Regions from separate parts of the Homo sapiens genome. Here region 2 is linked to region 1. The links are chromatin contacts, found by Hi-C or POLR2A ChIA-PET in ENCODE. All regions are on one chromosome and are shown on one strand. Each heading gives the region's core, a stretch centred on a gene start or an enhancer-like site at or near the end of the contact. The rest is flanking DNA. Distances are from core to core; before and after follow the strand shown.

Region 1 (2,700 bases), core at 186-2,685:
GGGACCGCAGGCATGCGCCACCACACCCGAGTAATTTTTGTATTTTTAGTAGAGACAGGGTTTCACCATGTTGGCCAGGATGGTCTCGATCTCTTGACCTCGTGATCTGCCCACCTCGGCCCCCCAAAGTGCTGGGATTACAGGTGTGAGTCACCGCGCCCAGCCCTATAAAAATTTTATAAACTATAAATTCATACTGATATTTCTGACTCCAGTCTAGCATCACAAGGTTCATTCTAGTATTCCCTCTTGGCTTATTTATAACTTCTTTCTCTGATAGTAAAAAGCCTAACCCCACAGAACTTTGATTTCTGAAAACAGATCTAGAATCTCTAAAATTATGCCATAACCAGCTTCTCCTCCCATGATACACCGTATATTTTTTTCACTCCATTTGAAATGTTATCCCGTACTCAACCTATTCACCTTAAAAGACTCAAGTGAAAGAACACACATGGCCCTTTTCCAAACTGCCCTAGCCCTATTCCTAATCAGCATAAGTCAATCCCCCTGCCTTATAATAATTTCATAATTCCTACTCAATAGCAAGATATTTGAAGTCAGAAGACAGATCTACTTTGTCTTTTAACCTTCTGACATCTAGTATTTAATACATTGCTTTCTAAATAGAAAGAACTCTATAAATACGCCTTCCATAAAATTACACATAGCTTTAAGTTTTATCTGAAACACAATTAGTACAGAAACTGAATGCTTATCCTGCAGTCCCAAGACTAGTTATGAGGAAGCATATATTTTTCAGAACTGTGAATTACCCAGTAATTTTAGCTTATTCAAACTCTCATATAAACTCACAATATAAAAAAATGGAACCACTAAATAACATCAAATGTTATAAATAAAAAGCTCACTACTCTATTATTCAGAAACATGATGATAGACAAGTCTGCAGGCATGTTAGAATAATCACTGCTACTGTTCTTGGAAGAGCTTCAGGTATGTGTAGAAACATGAATCTAGACAATAGCACAATTGTAACATTGACCAAATTCCCAGGGGTCAACAAGAATGTAAATGTTTACATCAGGACAGACTCACTTCAATAATATTTGATCTCTTTATCGCCTTTTAAAGGATATTTTGTGCCTTCAAAAACACTAAGACCCAGAGCAAAAGCAACAAAAATGAGGCTGTGTAATTGAGAATAAATTCCACTTTTCTCTTTTCTTGCAGAATCCTCTTTTCCTACCTCCACTCTTACTCCCAGGAATCAATAAAGAGTCAGTCTCTCTCCCTTCTCTGAGCGAGCTCACTTACTCTCAACTCATCAAAAGTCACTTATTCCACATGATTCCCAAAGCTGGATCCTAAGGCCTAACTTTCCTGGCTTCCACTCCTAGAGTTTCTTTTTTTTTTTTTTTTTTAGACAGAGTTTCACTCTTGTTGCCCATGCTGGAGTGCAATGTCGCAATCTTGGCTCACTGCAACTTCCGCCTCCTGGGTTCAAGTGATTCTCCTGCCTCAGCCTTCCGAATAGCTGGGATTACAGGTGCTCACCACCATACCCGGCTAAGTTTTTGTATTTTTAGTAGAGACGAGGTTTCACCATGTTGGCCAGGCTGGTCTCGAACTCCTGACCTCTAGTGAGCCACCCGCCTCGGCCTCCCAAAGTGCTGGGATTAGAGGCGTGAGCCACCACGCCCAGCCCAGTCCTAGAATTTCTACTCCATGCTGGATAGTTTCATATGTCCAATATGCAACGTAACATAACCCAAATCATATGTATTATCCTTTCTTAACCTCTACTCTTCAAATTAAGTTCATTTAATTACAAATCATTTTTCTCCAAAGAATTGGTATATGAATTTTTGCTTCTATCAAATAAAATAACACATAACATAGTATAACAAAATGTACACAAAGTTTGAAGTTAAAAGGAGAACTTACAGGTTCTCACTGGGCCTCTAACTGTGGTGACATGTGCAAGTTTCTTTACTTCTCTGAGGCATATACCATTACCTACCCTAGCTAGTCAAAAATTCTATATAAAATGCCTAACACAGGGACACATTTTGGAAAGAAAATAGCAAGAGGCTAAGGGCATGGGGCATGGATTAGAATTTAGCTGTTGAGATCTCTCACCACGAACACTAGCTGAGTGATCTTGGGCAAGTTTAATAACTTGCCCCAAAAAAAAAAAAAAAAAAGGAAGTCATTTATTTACTTATTTACTTATCAGTAAATGCTATTTTACCCCTCTCCCTGCTTTTTTTGTCTTTTGCTTTTCTGCCATCTAGTATATTTTTTTTTTTTTTTTTTTTTTTTTTTTGAGATGGAGTCTCGCTCTGTCGCCCAGGCTGGAGGGCAGTGGCGTGATCTGGGCTCACTGCAAGCTCCGCCTCCCGGGTTCACGTCATTCTCCTGCCTTAGCCTCCCGAGTAGCTGGGACTACAGGTGCCCACCACCACGCCCAGCTAATTTTTTGTATTTTTCAGTAGAGATGGGTTTCACCGTGTTAGCCAGGATGGTCTCCATCTCCTGACCTCGTGATCTGCCCACCACAACCTCCCCAAGTGCTGGGATTAGAGGCGTGATAGTGTATTGCTTTCTAAATAGAAGGAACTCTATAAATGCAGCTTGAATAAAATTGGACAAAGCTTTGCACATATGGATTTTGCACAAGCTTTTCCTCACATCTTTAGGTATGCTCAAGTTATTTCTTGATGCAAGCCATTCTCT
Region 2 (2,700 bases), core at 195-2,694, 52 kb after region 1:
TAAAAAAAATTAGCTGGGTGTAGTGGCATGTGCCTGTAGTCCTAGTTAGTTGGGAGGCTGAGGCAGGAGGATGGCTTGAGCCCAGGAGTTTGAGGTTGCAGTGAGCTATGATCACACCACTGCACTCCAGCCTGAGCAACAGAGTGAGATCTTGACTTAAAAAAAAAAAAAATTAGCCAGGCTGGGTGGGGTCGCTCACGCCTGTAATCTCAGCACTTTGGGAGGCTGAGGTGGGTGGATCATGAGGTCAGGAGTTCAAGACCAGCCTGGCCAATATGGTGAAACCCCATCTCTACTAAAAATACAAAAATTAGCCAGGTGTAGTGGCGGGCGCCTGTAGTCCCAGCTACTCAGAAGGCTGAGGCAGAGAATTGCTTGAACCCGGGAGGTGGAGGTTGCAGTGAGCCGAGATCGCAGCACTGCACTCCAGCCTGGGCGACAGAGCAAGACTCCGTCTCAGAAAAAAAAAAAAAGAAAAGAAGAAATGAAAAACTAGCCAGGCATGGTGGCATGGACCTGTGGTCCCAGCTACTTGGGAGGCCGAGGTAGGAGAATCGCTTCAGCCTGGAAGGTTGAGGCGGCAGTGAGCCATGATTCTGCCACTGCACTGTAACCTGGGCAACACAGCAAAACCCTGTCTTAAAAACATAAAGGACTAAAGAATAATAGTTTTCTAGGATATATCTTAGAGTTAACCAATTTGGGTTTATTTTATTTGATGCATGGTTTGCTCTTCCAGTATGTAGAGTCATGTCTTCTCCCACCTCCACCCAAAGTGTTAATTGAATTATAGTTGTAAATATTAATTCTATTCCATTACTTTTGTTTTCTTCTTCATGGCATCCAGAAATACATATGTTGGATCTGGTTTGATTATTTTATCACTTTGTTTTCAATCTTTTTAATCTTTTTAATTTTTCTTGGCCTTTCTTATTTCCACACTCTATATCTCACATTATATATTTGGTCCTTACTATTCTTTTTGTTGATTGAGGTCACATTCTCTGGGACGCAGATTCTAAGACAGAGACATGTACACATTTGGAATCGACAGTTGTGACAAAGTGAAAGGAGGAGGATTGGACAAGAGTAACAGCTGAACTGTAATCAGTGATGTGCTAGTAAATAGTTAACAACTGGCTCTTGGGGGAGGAAAGCTTTGATTTGTAACATTTGACAATTTCCAGTGTATAAATATGTCTTTCTTTTTTTTGAGATGGAGTTTCACTCTTTTGCCCAGGCTAGAGTGAAGTGGCGTGATCTTGGCTCACTGCAACCTCTGCCCCCCACGTTCAAGAGATTCTCTGGCCTCTGCCTCCATACAGGCACCCGCCACCAGGCCCAGCTAATTTTTTTTGTATTTTTAGTAGAGACAGGGTTTCACCATGTTGGCCAGGCTGATCTCAAACTCCTGACCTCAAGTGATCCACCCGCCTCGGCCTCCCAAAGGGCTGGGATTACAGGCGTGAGTCACCGCGCCCAATCAGTGTGTAAATATTTATATCATGGCTAACTGAAAATTGGCAACATGATGTTACTGAACATGGAGCTGGAAAGAAATGCATAGTAGCTAATCCCAGCACTTTGGGAGGCCAAGGCAGGTGGATCACCTGAGCTCAGGAGTTTCAGACCAGCCTGAACAACATGGCGAGACCCTCTCTCTACAAAAAAAATAAAAAAATTTGGCCTGGCGCGGTGGCTCATGCCTGTAATCCCAGCACTTTGGGAGGCCGAGGCAGGCAGATCACTTGAGGTCAGGAGTTTGAGACCAGCCTGGCCAACACGGTGAAACCCCATCTCCATTAAAAATACAAACATTAGCTGGGCGTGATGGTGCCCGTCTGTAATCCCAGCTACTTGGGAGGCTGAGGCAGGAGAATCGCTTGAACCTGGGAGGCAGAGGTTGCAGTGAGCTGAGATTGCGCCACTGCACTCCAGCCTGGGCATCAGAGTGAGACTCCATCTCAAAAAATAAATAAATAAAATTTAAAAAATAAAATAAAATAATTAGCCGGGCATGGTAGTGCCTGCCTATAGTCCCAGCTACTTGGGAGCCTGAGATGGGAGGATTGCTTGAGCCTGGGAGGAGGGGATTGCGTGAGCCATGATTGTGCCACTGCACTCTATCCTGGGCAACAAAGCAAGAACCCATCTCAAAATAAAATAAAATAAAATAAAATAAAAATGCATAGTAGCACCCCTTCAGGTATATATAGACAATCTCTAAAGAACAGATAATAGTACATGTAGTAAAATAATTAGAAAGTAATATGTATTGAGTGTTTATTACCTTGGTTTTGAATATTATTTAGTTTTAAGTATATGTAATTTAAGTTTTAATAATGGCTGTGTTTAACAACCTGCTTGCAAAATTCCTAAAACCGTAACAATTGGTTCTCACAAGCCAGTAGGAGCCAGTTCCAGCACACCGCTGACCATGATGCAGTTGCAATAAAGATCTCAGCCAATCCCGTGGGGAGCTTTCAAGTCAGAATCCCCTGTCAGAGTTGTCTCACCCTGAGGCAAGGGCTTCTATATCTTGGCATGGACCTGTCACTACATGCAGATGGATCTTTGGGACAGGGTGTTGCCTTGGGTGGAGGGATTCCCTTTGAGTCCCAGAGAAGGATTCAGCCACCATTACCAGCAACTTGAAGTATGAGTGCTCCAGTCCCGAAGTGGGTATTTAGGGAACATACC

Evidence for each region. A loop is a pair of places that touch in the nucleus more often than their neighbours do. ChIA-PET counts read pairs that join two places held with the same protein, here RNA polymerase II (POLR2A). Pooled maps may share reads with other maps.
Region 2: a loop to region 1 is called in a map of mammary epithelial cell, with 14 times the contacts of the local background. The contact joins two enhancer-like sites. A Hi-C loop is called at or near these places in 6 of 168 maps with a recorded cell type or tissue (Caco-2, Calu3, HCT116 and 3 more) and 6 of 50 pooled maps. POLR2A ChIA-PET finds 5 or more read pairs at or near these places in 8 of 52 experiments (BJ, GM10248, GM12878 and 5 more).

The regions. Positions count from the first base shown.
Region 1 is chr12:50,258,781-50,261,480 of GRCh38, forward strand. The region is part of intron 1 of LIMA1 (LIM domain and actin binding 1); the gene reads right to left. Among named protein-coding and RNA genes, the nearest start is that of LIMA1, 23 kb to the right of the region's middle. Within about 2 kb of position 1,436, at least 7 of the 41 ENCODE cell types and tissues checked have a DNase peak (open chromatin) inside an H3K27ac peak, as active enhancers do.
Region 2 is chr12:50,310,952-50,313,651 of GRCh38, forward strand. No RefSeq gene overlaps it. Among named protein-coding and RNA genes, the nearest start is that of LIMA1, 29 kb to the left of the region's middle. Within about 2 kb of position 1,445, at least 2 of the 41 ENCODE cell types and tissues checked have a DNase peak (open chromatin) inside an H3K27ac peak, as active enhancers do.